2 separate regions of the Homo sapiens genome follow, and region 1 is linked to region 2. The links are chromatin loops, found by intact Hi-C in ENCODE. Cell type or tissue: IMR-90. All regions are shown on one strand.

Region 1 (8,000 bases), 750 kb after region 2:
GTCTCTTCTGTAATGCTTCTTACCCACGACACTGGGCTGGAGGCAGGAGCCCTCCCGTTCCCTTGCAGGTGCTGCTGCTCTCATGTTCATTGCTGACTATGTTCCCCTCATTCGAGATAACGTTTGGAAATAAGGTGACATGTCTGCCTAGTGGCCGCAGTGGGGCACCATGAGGGTCCCCCTGAAAGCAGGCTGCCCAGGTCCTCGATGGTGTCCCTGGACTGGCATGTGCATTGTCCTGGGTGCTTCCCAATTCTCTTCTCTGGGACATCACTGCGCTCTCAAGAGTCGTGCGGTTCTCTGATGGATTTGGTTGAGAGTAAATCCTTTCTTTCCCCCGCAAAACCTTCACACAGATAGTTTTTCTTCCCAGAGGATGCTTGTTTTCCTTTGCCTGAGCTGCATGGGTGCCCCTGTTAGCCGAGGCGGTCTCTTGTCACTTTGCTGTATGTGCTCCATATCTGAGGAGGGCTGTTTGCAGCAGGACTTTGGCTGCAGCTGCTTGAGTGGGGTCTTGTCATCTCTGTGTGGTGATGAGTCTCGGTGGAAGGGCTAACCTTTCACAGGGCGGTGCCTCAGTCTCTCCTCACAGGACAGTGAACCCCTTCTCCTTCCCCGCCCCGCTCTGCGGGCGGCTGCTGTGCACATCAGGGTGTGCTGAACTCTTGGTCCCTCCCTGAAGATGAGAAGGATGCTTCCAAATAGAAATCTGATTCCTCAGTATCCCGAAAAACTCCTGTTTTCCAAGTAGCTTCCTATGACAGTAACCCGTAGGCAGGGGAAGTGAAAAAAAGGCCTCAATGCTCAGGGTGACCCAGGAAGAAGCCCGTATGATGCCGACCTTGCTGCTGGTGCCAGCGTCCCCTTACACCCTGGGTGCCAGCGCTCCCTTACGCCCTGGGTGCCAGCGTCCCCTTACCTGGGTCGGCAGGGCCTCTCAGCTCACCAATAACGAGCATTTTACAATAAAGGGAAAGAAAGAGGAACCACGTCCCACACACCAAGCACTGTCCTTGTCACTTTCACTCGTCTTTTTAGTCCTCCTCGCCATTCTCCGCAGGAGGGGAAGTAGCCCTGCTTTATAGATGAAGGAGCCAGCTCAGAAGGGATGAATCATTTGATCAGGGGAGTTTGGGGTTGGGACAGCATAGAGTAATGATGAGGAATAGTGAGTAATAATGAGTAATAACAGTTTCCTTCTGGCCCTGGGCTTTGGAACCAGTTGAGAAGAAGGGGCAGGAATGAGACAGGAAGAGATCAGAAATGGGCCTTGTTTCCGATGAGCCACATTGTGGGATGTGGCTTGGATGTGTGGCCACGGTGGGCTCCCTCACCAGGGGCAGAGCCTGCACGTGTCAGAGCCAGGCCTGGGATGCACCTTCTCTGGGCAGACCGACCCAAAAGAAAGCCCACAAGGGCTGAAGCCACACACAGCCCGCCCCAGGGCTGCCTGGAGCTGCACGTGGAGACGGGAGCCCGGGAGGGTGCTCACCCTTAACTTAGGCCAGGGAGTCAGCAGGCAAGCCTAACTTCAAACTACCCACTTCAAAATCCATAGTCTTTCTACTACTGTCCCTTAAAGTTAGTAAGAGAATGTTTTCTCTTACTGCATAAGAAAAAAAATGATTTTTTTCATGATCATTATTAGCTCTTTAAAAAATTCCGCTCATAAACGTGTCATTACAGAAATTTGGAAAAGAGAAAGATGTTTAAAGAAGAAAAGAACTTGAATCATATAAAATTCTACCACTTTTGACATCATGTGTTTTTTTCCAGTGTTTTTTCTATATTTAGGCATAAAGATTGCACCATTAAACGATAATTTGACATCTGCTTTTTGCATTGTATCATTTCCCTATGTTTTGTTTAAGGCACTACATTTCAACATGTTTAAATTTGAAATGTAAGGTTACTTTTAAAAAGCTGGTGATCAAGAATAAATATTGGAATCTCTCCCTAATATTTCAACATACATATTTAGAAAGTAGCTTCCAATACAAGGAATGTTTTCCAAAGCCTGCAAGTTTTGTTGTATCTCCTTGTTGTGGTTTAGCATAATGCAATATAGCACTTAGATTGAAAACAGGATGCTGAGTTGAGAGCTCTCCTGCCAGTTGTTCTAGTTTTGAGAAGGGTGGGTACCAAGCAAAATAAGAGATTCATTTCACACATGTGCACATTGCATGTGTAAGACTCTAGCCCAGGCACGGTGGCTTATGCCTGTAATCCCAACACTTTGGGACGCTGAGGTGGGAAGATTGCTTGAAGCCAGGAGTTCGAGACCAGCCTGGACAACATAGCAAGACCCTGTCTCTATGAAAAATAAATAAGTAAAAATTAGCCAGATGTGGTGGCATGTACCTGTAGTCCCTATTACTTGAGAGGCTGAGTTGGGAGGATTGCTTGAGCCCAGGAGTTTGAGGCAGCAGTGAGCTATGATCGTGCCACTGCACTCTAGCCTGGACAACAGACTGAGATCCTGTCTCAAAAACAAAATTCTCTTGATGAAAGTTCAGGTTAGGTGTTCTAGATATAATGGGAGGTGCTTTATAGAAAGTGCAGCATATCCTTTGTCTGATTCCAAACAAATGTAGAAGTCTACGCTAGCTAGTAGTAATGGCAGCTGGGAGGTGCAGGTTCTCTCCACCCAGGCTCATTTTCCACGATTTGGGTCATGGGGGACAGCTGGTCCTGGACTGTGGCACTAAGAAAGCATGACTCCTGCCCCGTCTTCCCTTGAGGGGCAGAACAGGGCAGAGTCTGCACCTGTGCCCGTGCCCAGCATCACGCCCACCCCGCTGCCTTTGCAGGCACATGGTGCTTCTGAAGGAGCAGTACGGGCAGCAGGTGGTCGTGAACCTTCTGGGAAGCAGAGGCGGAGAGGAGGTGCTCAACAGAGCCTTCAAGGTAAGGCCAGGCTGTCCTCTCCACAGCTGGGCTGGGCGGCAGGTGGCCATGGTGGAGCGTTGAGCCTGGAGGTGGCTCCTGCAGGGACTGGAGCTGACAGCCCAGCCCTCCTTCGTTTCCTGAGGCTTCCCCAGCATTCCGACCAGTGAACACGGCAGTGCTCAGTGACTCGGGCCCTGATACAGTGAGTGTAATTTCTTTTCTTTTTTTTTTTTTTTAAGACAGAGTTTGGCTCTTGTCGCTCAGGCTGGAGTGCAGTGGTGCAATCTCAGCTCACTGCAACCTCTGCCTCCCAGGTACAAGCGATTCTCCTCCCTCAGCCTCCCAAGTAGCTGGGATTACAGGCACTTGCCACCACGCCTGGCTAATTTTTGTATTTTTAGTAGAGACGGGGTTTCACCATGTTGTTCAGGTTGGTCAAGAACTCCTGACCTCAGGTGATCCACCCGCCTCGGCCTCCCAAAGTGCTGGGATTGCAGGCGTGAGCCACCGCGCCCGGCCTAGTGAGTGTAATTTCTGTGAGCTGATGGTTGGGAGAATTTGCTCAAAGTCAAAACAGAGCATCTCCTGTCCCCAGCCATGTGTCCCTTACCCTCCCTCCCCATGGGGCTTTGAGGGCTTCTGACCTCTCAAGGTACCCCTCTCAGTCCAGCCCAGGAGCAGGCAGGCCTCCCTTTCTGCCCTGGCTGGTCCTGGGTGAGTTCCCCCAGCCCCACAGGGCACCCGGCCTCAGGGCTCAGGAGCAGGAACTTCGGTGGCTTTCCCCTGCTTGCCGGCTGGCCTTCAAATTTCCCCCTCTTCCTCGGGCTTTCATGGCAGCTCCTGGACCTGCTGCTGCTGGGCTCCTGTGGGCTCCTTCAGACTTCCTTGGGGGGCTTTTCCTGGCGATCCTGGACAGATCCTGGGCAGGGTCACAGAGCCATGGGAGCAAGAGACTCCGCCCACCTGGCCAGGTTCCATCCCTGTGCATGGATCCCAGGCCTCCAGCCCCCGCCCCCTGCTCCCCAGGCGCAAGACGTTCCAGAATGAGCCAAGGGGGCTCCTGGTTCCTTTACCAGCCTCCATGTCCCCTGCCTAATAGAGAAAAACTCTCTCGTTGTTTAAAGCTCAAAGATATCCCTTACAGAGAGAGCTCGAAGTCGCCTCACTGGGGGTTAGGGCGATCTCTGAGCCTTTCCCTCTGCTTAGAAATGCCACATGCTCATGCTCAGAGCAGGCACTTCCTGGTTGCCAATTTTATTTGGCCAGACCTGCTTTTCCTGTTTGGTTTGTTGCTATTAGCAACGAGCTCCAGAAGTGTCTCCCTTCCCACCCATCTTGGCAGTGATGCTGGCTGCTAATTTGAAGGAAGAAGGGAAAAAGCTAAAAAATAAGAATAATAATAAGAACCCCAAGTCCTTTTCCCCTATGCCTTGAGTTGTGGCCCCTCCCATCAGTGGGTGAAGTGCCCGGCACTGGTGAGGGCGGGAGATGGCAGCCACCTCATGCGGAGAAGGGTGGGCTCCTGGCCAGGTAGGGAGGGGCACTCTAGCTGAAGACCTGGGTCATGGCCCTGCCTGGGGTGGCCCTCAGCCACCTCAGCTTGGCCCAGACCAAGGTTGGTGGCCCAGCAGCCTGCCCAGGGCCCAATGGCCATCAGTCCTGCTGGATGAAGCACTGGCTGTGGAATGCATGGCACTGAGCCACCAGGCACTGTTGGGCTCCTCCAGCTTCTTGCTCACAGCAAGACTTGCTTGATGATGGCAGCACTGCATTGATTTACACTCAGACCTATCACAGGCAGTCACGTTGAGTCAGATCAGATGACCCCCAAGTCCTTCTAGTCCTTCCAAGTCACTAGGACCTCTGGCTGGGCAGAGGCTGGACTGGCCTGACCTGAAGCCACAAGGGCATGAGTGCAGGGTGAGAGGCCTGGAAGCCGGGTGGCCTGGGTAGGCGGACAGTTTGTCCTTCATCACGGGGCTCTCTGGGGAGAAAGCCAGGGAGCTGCCAGGCCAGGGAAGCCTCATATGGAAGGGAGGGCTCTTAAGGGCATCCTGGTGCCATCAGCAGCCCCTTGACCTGCTTCCCATCTCTCCCCACCTTCACTCTGGCTCCCTGACCATCCTGAAGTAGCATCGGGATGTGGGACCCACCTGGGCCACTTCAGCTGGAGACTTGGTCTCTTCAGAGCATAACCACCAGAGGCTGGTGCGCGGCAGGATGGGGCCGGTTACTAGGGCAACGGGGAGCTGGATTATGAGCTCTGCAGCCTGCCACAGCACTGCTATCTCTGAGGGCCTGGGGCACCTGGGCCACCTGAAGAACAGAGCAGTCCTTCCTCACCTGTGCCCTCCAGAGAGCCCTGCAGGAGTATGATCTCTCCAGGAAGCCACACCTGCTCTGGCTTCTTTTGCTCAAGGGGGACCTTCTGCCCTTTCGCAGGCAAGACGCTCTTTGTGGGTTTTGTCCCCCCAGGGCCTTTGTCCTGTGCTTCCCTTTTGGGGTCAACTGCCTGGTCCACTGTGAGCTTCCAGCTAAAGCACGTCCTGCGGCGAGTCACCTTGGTTAGCCGCACGGGTCAAGCTCTGCAAGGAGCTTGCCCTCCTCGTCCTCCCTTCCCTCTGCTCCCCTCACCGCCCTCCCCTCCTCTTTTCAGAAGCTGCTCTGGGCTTCTTGCCACGCGGGCGACACGCCTATGATCAATTTTGACTTCCATCAGTTTGCCAAAGGTGGGAAGCTAGAGAAATTGGAGACCCTCTTGAGGCCACAGTTAAAGCTGCACTGGGAAGACTTCGATGTGTTCACAAAGGGGGAGAACGTCAGTCCACGGTGAGGCTCGCTGCGCACTGTGCCGCGTCTTCTGCTGGGGGGAAGCGTCAGTCCACGGTGAGGCTCGCTGCGTGCTGTGCCTTCTGCTGGGTGAGGCGGCAGAGGGGCCGTGCAGTCTAGGACATGTGCCCTATGAGGGGCAGCTTCCTTCCCTCCCCACTCAGTTACCCTTGTGGTTTCCTGGGTCATAAGCTTGGCGACGCCGGGAATCTTGGGTTCCAGCTTCTCATCTCCCTTCCCACAGTAGGAGACAGGCTTTTGAATTTCTCAAGGAGATGTTGAGTCATGGTTTTCTGGCAAAAGAAATGAACTAATAAAGGGGACTGCATTAAAACATGGAGCTCCACGCTGTGACGCAGGCCTGTGAGAGTGAGGGCCACAGTCGCGGTGGGATGGCTGGCATAGACTTAGATTGCTAGAGGAGACCAGGGTATGGACTTCCCTGTTCAGAGCAGAGGAGAAAAACGAAGTCCAGTTCCCTCAGGTCACATGCAGGGGGTCCTCATTATTTGCAGATTCCATATTGGCTTATTTACCTATTCCTTAAAACTGATTTGTAACCCCAAAATCAGTATGCAAAGCATTTTTGCTGGACAGAGTATTTAAATACTCTGGCCTCGTATTTAAACAAGTTTCCTTTTTAAGATTTAGTACCATGTTTTTCACATTTGTGGGGTCTTTGTTAGGGGCCCCCCTTTGTTCGGGGATCTCATGGTTTAGAATGGCCCCAAGCAGTGTGCCGAAGAGCTGTCTAGTACTTCTGAGCACAAGAAGGTGGTGATGTGCTTTATGGAGAAAATGCACGTTAAGATAAGCTTTGTCCCTATATGAGCTACAGTGCTGTCGGCCATGGTTCAGTGTTAATTAAGCAAATATATATATTCAATAAGGTGTCTTTATATGGAAACATACATAAAACAAGGTTGTATATTGATCAGTTGATAAAAATGTGACCAGAGGTTTGCAGGAACCTAACCCTATATTTCCCCTAGGAGCGATGGTTCTGTGTTCATGTCCAATTCAGTGTTCCTACAACTTTATAGAACATAATTGCTATAAATAACAAGGACCAGCTAAACGTAAAACGACCCAGCTGTGCAGGCTACTGAGTGTGTGTCCTGGGGTCTGCCTGCCTTTCCAGAAGTGCTGGGGATCCACTGGGATGGACACTGGGGTTTCTGGGGGGCTATTGATGAGGAGGTGAGGGGTTCCCTCTTAGAACATGTTTCCTCACACCTGTAATCCCAGCACTTTGGAAGGCTGAGGTGGGCGGATCACAAGGTCAGGAGTTCGAGACTAGCCTGGCCAATGTGGTGAAACACCGTCTGTACTAAAAATACAAAAATTAGCCGGGTGTGATGGCACGCACCTGTAGTCCCAGCTACTTGGAAGGCTGAGACAGGAGAATCGCTTGAACCTGGGAGGCGGAGGTTGCAGTGAGCCGAGATCATGCCATTGCACTCCAGCTTGGGTGACAGAGGTGAGACTCTGTCTCAAAAAAAAAAAAAAAAAAAAAAAAAAAACCATGTTTCCTTGGGAGTCAAAAGTCAGACATGGGCCTCTGTGCTATGGCCACTGCTTCTTTGAAAACAACATATAACCGTTTACATTTCTTCTTGTCCTAAGTTTTCAGAAAGGCACTTTGCGGATGAACTGTCTTGACTGCCTGGACCGAACCAACACTGTGCAGAGCTTCATCGCGCTCGAGGTGCGTCCCTGCCACAGCCTTTTCGGCCATCTGTGCCAGGTCCTGTGACTTCAGCTGGACAGGCTGGGCTGAGCACCTTTAGCGGCAAGATGAGGGTGGCATCACCAAGACAACCTTCTGACTATGGGGAAGGTGGACAGGGAGACACTGGGACATCCAGAGAGGGGTTCCCCAGGAGGCTGCTTTCTCTGTCGTAGGCACACTTTCTCACACCCTCTTGTGAAATGCATCCCAGACATGGTGGCCCAAAGGCTCCTCGGGAACAGCGGTTGTGTGTAATGATTATCGTGGATGCACCATTGGCCAAAGGCAGTGTGAGGCTGGCCGGATGAGGCTGGATTTGAAGCTGGGGAGGGAGACCTCTGTCTGCATGGCCCCAGCTGCCTGGTTGACCTCTCCTGGCTGGGGGGTCGGGGGTAGGGTCAGCACCCCCTGCTGTCCACCACTGTTTGCTCTTCAGCCTCTGGCATTGGGTGGGGCGGGGCGGGGTGCAGGGGCGTTCAAGTGTCAGGGGGTGAGAGGAGGGCTTGGGTGGACCCTATAGATAAAGTTGGGGTGAGATGTGGGAAGTCAC
Region 2 (8,000 bases):
ATCATAGTGCCCCAGTGTGCACTCACCTGGCCTCATCATAGTGTCCCAGTATGCGCTAACCTAGCCTCCCCAGTGTGCAGTCACCTAGCCTCATCATAGTGTCCCAGTGTGCGCTCACCTAACCCCATCATAGTGCCCCAGTGTGCTCACACCTAGCCACATCATAGTGTCCCAGTGTGCACTCACCTAGCCCCATCATAGTGTCCCAGTGTGCACTCACCTAGCCCCATCATAGTGTCCGAATGTGCGCTCACCCAGCCTGATCATACTGTCCGACTGTGCGCTCACCTAGCCTCATCATAGTGTCCCAGTGTGCGCTCACCTAGCCTCATCATAGTGCCCCCGTGTGCACACACCGAGCCTCATTATAGTGTCCCAGTGTGTGTTCACCTAGCCTCATCATAGTGTCCCAGTGTGCGCTCACCTAGCCTCATCATAGTGTTCCAGTGTGCGCTCACCTAGCCTCATCATAGTGTTCCAGTGTGCACGCATACGGCCTCATCATAGTGTCCCAGTGTGCAATCACCTGGCCTCATCATAGTGCCCCAGTGAGCACTCACCTAGCCTCAGCATAGTGCCCCAGTGTGCACTCAACCGGCCTCATCATAGTGTCCCAGTGTGCGCTCACCTAGCCTCAACATAGTGCCCTAGTGTCCCCTCACCTAGCCTCATCATAGTGTCCCAGTGTGCGCTCACCTGGCCTCATCATAGTGTCCCAGTGTGCACTCACCCGGCCTCATCATAGTGTCCCAGTGTGCACTGAGCTAGCGTCATCATAGTGCCCCAGTGTACACTCATCTAGCCTTATCATAGTTTCCCAGTGTGCACTCACCTAGCCTCATCATAGTGCCCCCGTGTGCACACACCGAGCCTCATTATAGTGTCCCAGTGTGTGTTCACCTAGCCTCATCATAGTGTCCCAGTGTGCGCTCACCTAGCCTCATCATAGTGTTCCAGTGTGCGCTCACCTAGCCTCATCATAGTGTTCCAGTGTGCACGCATACGGCCTCATCATAGTGTCCCAGTGTGCAATCACCTGGCCTCATCATAGTGCCCCAGTGAGCACTCACCTAGCCTCAGCATAGTGCCCCAGTGTGCACTCAACCGGCCTCATCATAGTGTCCCAGTGTGCGCTCACCTAGCCTCAACATAGTGCCCTAGTGTCCCCTCACCTAGCCTCATCATAGTGTCCCAGTGTGCGCTCACCTGGCCTCATCATAGTGTCCCAGTGTGCACTCACCCGGCCTCATCATAGTGTCCCAGTGTGCACTGAGCTAGCGTCATCATAGTGCCCCAGTGTACACTCATCTAGCCTTATCATAGTTTCCCAGTGTGCACTCACCTAGCCTCAACATAGTGCCCCAGTGTGCGTTGATCTGACCTCATTATAGTGCCCCAGTGTGCAATCACCTAGCCTCATCATGTCCCAGTGTGCACTCACCTGCCCTCATCATAGTACCGCAGTATCCACTCACCTAGCCTCATCATAGTGTCACAGTGTGCACTCACCGAGCCTCATAGTGCCCCAGCGTGCACTCACCTAGCCTCATCATAGTGTCCCAGTGTGCACTCACCGAGCCTCATCATACCGCCCCAGTGTGCACTCAGCTAGCCTCATCATAGTGCCCCAGTGTACGCTCACCCGGCCTCATCATAGTGCCGCAGTGTGCACTCACCTAGCCTCACCATAGTGTCGCAGTGTGCACTCACCCGGCCTCATCATAGTGCCCCAGGGTGCACTCACCTAGCCTCATCATAGTGTCCCAGTGTGCGCTCACCTGGCCTCATCTTACTGTCCCAGTGTGCGCTCACCTGGCCTCATCTTACTGTCACAGTGTGCGCTCACCTAGCTTCATCATAATGCCCCAGTGTGAACTCAACTAGCCTCATCATAGTGCCACAGTGTGCACTCACCTGGCCTCATCATAGTGTCCCAGTGTGCACTCACCTAGCCTCATCATAGTGTCCCACTGTGCGCTCACCCGGCATCATCATAGTGCCCCAGTGTGCGCTCACCCGGCCTCATCATAGTGCCTCAGTGTGCGCTCACCTAGCCTCATCATAGTGTCCCAGTGTCCGCTCACCTAGCCTCATCATAGTGTCCCAGTGTGCACTCACCTGGCCTCATCATAGGGTCCCAGTATGCACTCACCTGGCCTCATCAAAGTGTCCCAGTGTGTGCTCACCCGGCCTCATCATAGTGTCCCAGTGTGCGCTCACCTGGCCTCATCATAGTGTCCCACTGTGCGCTCACCCGGCCTCATCATAGTGCCTCAGTGTGCCCTCACCTGGCCTCATCATAGTGTCGCAGAGTGTGCTCACCTGGCCTCATCATAGTGTCCCAGTGTGCGCTCATCCGGCATCATCATAGTGTCCCAGTGTGCGCTCACCTGGCCTCATCATAGTGCCCCAGTGTGCGCTCACCTGGCCTCATCATAGTGCCTCAGTGTACGCTCACCGGGCCTTATTACAGTGTCCAGTGTGCGCTCACCTGGCCTCATCATAGTGCCCCAGTCTGCGCTCACCTGGCCTCATCATAGTGCCCCAGTGTGCACTCACCTAGACTCATCATAGTACCCCAGTGTGCAGTCATCTGGCGTCATCATAGTGCCCCAGTGTTCGCTCACCTAGCCTCATCATAGTGTCCCAGTGTGCGCTCACCTAACCCCATCATAGTGCCCCAGTGTGCTCTCACCTAGCCACATCACAGTGTCCCAGTGTGCATTCACCTAGCCCCATCATAGTGTCCCAATGTGCGCTCACCTGGCCTCATCATAGTGTCCCCGTGTGTGCTCACCCGGCCTCATCACAGTGACCCACTGTGCGCTCACCTGGCCTAATCATAGTGTCCCAGTGTGCGCTCACGTGGCCTCATCAGAGCGCCCCAGTGTGCGCTCACCTAGCCTCATCACAGTGCCCCAGTGTGCACTCCCCTAGCCTCATCACAGTGCCCCAGTGTGCGCTCACCTGGCCTCATCACAGTGTCCCAGTGTGCGCTCACCTGGCCTCATCACAGTGTCCCAGTGTCCGCTCACCTGGCCTCATCATAGTGCCCCAGTGTGCGCTCACCTAGCCTCATAGTGTCTCAGTGTGCACTCACCCGGCCTCGTCATAGTGCCGCAGTGTGCGCTCACCCGGCCTCATCATAGAGCCCCAGTGTGCGCTCACCCGGCCTCATCATTGTGTCCCAGTGTGCGCTCACCCGGCCTCATCATAGTGTCCCTGTGTGCGCTCACCCGGCCTCATCATAGTGTCCCAGTGTGCGCTCACCTGGCCTCATCATAGTGCCCCAGTGTGCACTCACCTGGCCTCATCATAGTGTCCCAGTGTGCGCTCACCTGGCCTCATCATAGTGTCGCAGTGTGCACTCACCTGGCCTCATCATAGTGTCCCAGTGTGCACTCACCTGGCCTCATCATAGTGTCCCAGCATGCATTCCCATGATCATGTACACAGCTGATTTAGGAGACTACAAACCCAAAGTAAATGTTCATCTTTTTTTCCAGAATTAAGTTATTGTGATAAAATTGGTGCTATCTTAATTATAATCAAATAATAAAATACCATAGTTGAAAGTAATCGATGAACACAAACTGAACAGTCAAGCCGTGCTTGTTGGCCAGGGTGGGCCGGGGAGCAGGGTAGATACTGAACTGGCACTGATTTCTCCCCATTGTCAATGCTGGGCAAACTTACCTGCCTTGGTCTAACAAGACATCTTCTGCTACCTCTCCTTCTTTAGATCCTCTGGTTAAATGATATAACAGTGTGTAAAATACACATGTGTTTATATTTAATGTTATTATATGCATTCTATGTGAAATGAAATTCCAGAATAATTATGAATAAACAAACAGTAAAACCAAAATACTTTAAAGAAACCGAAGTTTCACTTTAAGCATTTTAAACATGTTCCCTTTTAGGCCAGCAGATGTAGCTGCGAATTAAAATAGGAACCGCAAGCACTTTCATCAAGCTGCTCTAGGTTAACCATTAGATGGCACCCTTTTGTATTGGAACTGGGTTTCTATCAGAGATTCAATTCAATTCGAGCTAGCTACTTACAATTATTTAACGCTGGAGTTGATTTTATCTAGAATGATCATCTCAGTTATTTATTGAGTGCATAGACTTGGACCATTTCTGTTTAACATTTTCTGACTGAGACTGTTTTCTTAGTCATACAAAGATGAGACAGTACACAGTGACAGAAGTTCTTACTGGACTCAGGGTAACCTCATAATTATCAAAACTCTCTAAACGTTGAGCTGAATATACCACATTGCTGTCTGCAAGCCTCAGAGCAGGGTCATACCATAAGAATTTGCTTAGAAAGTCAACAGGTAAGGTTTACCCCTTTACAGGGTAGCGCTGTCTTAGCACAGTGCTTGGCTCAGGAGAGACCCACAAATGACTTTAGAATGAACAAACCAGCAAATTAGTAAACACTACCGCCTTTAAAAGATATGACCTTGAAAAGGTATCAGTGAGTTCATTTTTCTGTGGGCCTTCTCAAACATGGAGATCAAACTGATATGCCTAATGATCTATATGCAGAGAGAGTGCATATGCAGTCTCTCTTTTTACTTAGACATAAAGATGTCAGGAACTCTCTTTCTTTGTGGTCCCAGCACCTAACCCAATCCCAGGTACCCAGCAGAGGCTGAGTAGATATTTCCTACTTATCACTGGATGACATAAAGATGCAATATAAAAGGATTCCACATATTCTTATATTCAGTAGTGCCAACCAGAAAATATTTTTTCTCCCCAAAATATCTTATTTAGGCAGCAATCCTTGTATCAATGCCAAAAAACAAAGAAGTTCACATTCTACCCATCTTCAGTGCTGGGCAAACGTATCTGCTTTGTTTGGTAACAAGATAGCTCCCAATACCTCTCCTTCTTTGGAACCTCTGATTAAATGATATACCACTGTGTGAAATAGAAATGTATGTTTGTATTTAATGTATGTGTTCTATGTGAAATGAAATTCCATAATAATTATGAATAAAAAATTGGATTATTCTAGCACAGTTGGATTATTCTAGCCCATAAACACTGAATTATCAAGTGTATAATTTAGATAACCTAATTTTGTTGGTTTATGAAAACTGGGATTGACTCTTCTAAGTGAGACTATTTGTATTTTCAAATACCTTAAAATTTTACTAAGTTTGTGACCCACATTACTAAACACTGGAAACATCACATATCAGTTCCACACAGTTCATGTAAAGTGCTAGCAGACTGTCATTTTTATAGAAACTAGAAGCTTAATAACTTTATTACTAAGTACTACTTAATAATCTGAAGATTCAGACCTGGGTTTAAATCTTGACACTGCCAATCACATGTTATGTCATCTTGGGCAAGTGATTTAACCTCTTTGAGCCCCAATTTCCTCATTTATAAAATGGGGGATATTAATATCTGCTAGATAGTTATTATGAAGATTAAATAATCTGCTATGTCTAAAATGTCTGTAGAATGCCTAAAATGGAAGAAGAGATTTTATATTGGTCGAAAGCAAAATTGAGGTTAACAGCAAAAATCATGAAAAATCTTCAGTCACAGGTTTTCTGTCTTTTCAAGCAATCTCTAATTTAGCATTACAAACAATGATTAGCCAGCAAAGTTAACTCAAAAATCAAGGTGAGGGCCAGGTGCAGTGGCTCACACCTTTAATCCCAGCACTTCGGGAGGCTGAGGCAGAAGATCGCTTGAGTCCAGGAGTTCGCAACCAGCCTGGGCAACATAATGAGACCTCATCTCTACAAAAAATAAAAAAAATGAGCCAGGCATAGTGACATGCATCTGTGGTCCCAGCTACACAGGAGGCTGAGGTGGGAAGGTTGCTCGAGCCCAGGAGGCTGCAGTGAGCTGAGGTCACACCACTGCACTCCATCCTGGGTGACAGAGGAAGACCTTGTCTCCAAAGAGTCGAAAATAAAAATAAATTTTAAAAACAAAGGTTAGACTAGGAGAAAAGCACCATCATCTGTCTATCAGTGTATTCTGAGTGGAAAGCACAGTAATGTTTATGTTTGTTTACGATTAAACTAAATATGAAAAGCTCAATAATGTCTATGAGGTTGTTCCTGCAACCCTGCCAACTTGCCCCAGTTTCTTCCTCCCTGCTGAATCATTCCCATCAGCATATACATGCTGTTAATTCTCCCAATGTAAAATATAACAAGTAAAAACTTATCTCTTGATCCCATTCTTTTTTCCAGCTATGACCCCATTTCCTTCCTTCACTTTGTGGCAAAACTCAAGACTCACCTAGATATACTGCCTCTGATTCTCCTCTATTCTCTTTTGAATCACTCAGGCTTCACTCCACCATTTCACCAATGGCTGTCACACTGCCAAACCGGGTGAATCATCAGTCCTCATCTTACGTAACTTATCACCAGCATACAACACAGTCAGTCACTTCTCCTTGAAGTGTTTTCTTCACCGGGTGTCCAAGTCACCAGGCCAAGGAGATTTCCCTCTTCAGTAGGGTACTTTCCCCTCATTCCCCAACCTCTTAACATTAGGAGTCCCCAAGAGTTCCTTCCTCAGACCTCTTCTCTTTTCTTTCAACCTTCACTGCCTTGGTGAGTTAATCTAGTCTCACAGCTTTAAATGCTAGCCATATACTGATGAGTCTCAAATTCAAATCTTCACCTTGTACTTCTCCCCTAACTCTCAACTTCTATATCTAACTGCTTACTTGCTCTCCATCTCACTATCAAACGGATGTGTCAACCTCACAAGTCAGATTGAGCTCCTGACATTATCTCCCAATACCTCCTTTTCTCACACTGCTCCCCACCCATCCTTCAGTTGCTCAGGCCAAAAGTCTTGATGACATCCAACTTCACTCTTTCTCACACCCCACATCCAATCAACAACAAATCTTTGCTGACTTGACCTTCAAAATATATCGACATCTGTTTTCATCAACTTTACCGCTGCCACCTATCTCAAACTACTGCCAATTCTCACCAGTCACGAAGGGTCCGGTCCACAGAACTTCCAACCAGTTGTTTAAAAAAAGAAGGCAGTCATTCTTAATGTAATGCTCTGTAGCTTGAAGTATAAATTTTACATATATACACAAACACAGACACAGACACACAAGATTTTAGGATTTTTTCCAAAAATGTGTAAATAACACATTAGTAATTTAAATAATTAATTTTAAAATGCTTTAACTTTTACAAAGATTATATATATATGTCAAACAGCAATAGAAAGTTGTTCCAAATTAATAATTTTATTGAACAAATCGCTAATGTCAATTTGTTTATTTATTCTACTTTGTTTTTGAGACAGGGTCTTACCCCGCTGCCAAGGCTGAAGCGCAATGATCTTGGCACACTGCAGCCTCAGCCTGTGAGGCTCAGGTGATCCTCCTCCCTCAGCCTTCTGAGTAGCTAGGACTATAGGCGCATGCCACCACACCCAGCTAATTTTTTTATAGAGACAGGGTTTCTTTACATTGCCCAGGCTGGTTTTGGACTTCAGAGCTCAAGTGATTTGCCTGCCGCAGGCTCCCAAGGTGCTGGGATTACAGGCATAACCCACTGCACTCGCCCTAATGTCAATTTATATAGAACATTAGCTATAAATTAGTCATTACTTAATTATATTTGAAGTTTTACCACCTTCAAAAATTGTATTTATTAGTAATAAGAAGTTGTCTAGTTATTTGTAAGAATTTAGTCACGTACTCTGTCATCATCTCCCTAGACAGTGACCAAACTACATGCAAATAAATTTGAAAACCAGAAAAATTTAGAACACAGTAAGCAGAATAAACATGTAGATACCAGGGACAAGACAGTAGTTACTTACACTGTGAACTCCTAAAGCTTTCCAGACTGCGAAGCTAATCACACCAACCCCACACCATGCATACAGGGAGCCCCAGCCCAGAGCTCGCAAGGCAAGGGAAGACCCGCTTTCCGGTAATGCAGCCGTGGCCATACTTCCCTGAAATGAAACAG

What was found. Peaks named below come from ENCODE experiments on the same cell type or tissue, not always from the same donor. Only the 100,000 strongest peaks of a DNase experiment are listed, where the experiment ranks them.
Region 1: a loop joins it to region 2, with 7 times the contacts of the local background. A loop is called at or near these places in 22 of 110 quality-filtered maps.

The regions. Positions count from the first base shown.
Region 1 is chr6:158,056,447-158,064,446 of GRCh38, forward strand. It overlaps SYNJ2 (synaptojanin 2), which reads left to right. Exons shown (of 27, transcript NM_003898.4): 7 at 2,811-2,907; 8 at 5,546-5,718; 9 at 7,345-7,426. Among named protein-coding and RNA genes, the nearest start is that of SYNJ2-IT1, 59 kb to the left of the region's middle. In IMR-90, no CTCF peak of the experiment used is centred here; DNase peaks (open chromatin) are centred at 1,175, 4,155 and 4,625; H3K27ac peaks cover 4,835 bases.
Region 2 is chr6:157,310,934-157,318,933 of GRCh38, forward strand. It overlaps TMEM242 (transmembrane protein 242), which reads right to left. Exons shown (of 4, transcript NM_018452.6): 3 at 7,849-7,986. Among named protein-coding and RNA genes, the nearest start is that of TMEM242, 8.6 kb to the right of the region's middle. RefSeq lists enhancers at 1-409, 1,696-2,688, 2,689-3,680 and a silencer at 1,863-2,158. In IMR-90, a CTCF peak has its summit at 3,959 (motif pointing right); DNase peaks (open chromatin) are centred at 3,978 and 6,398.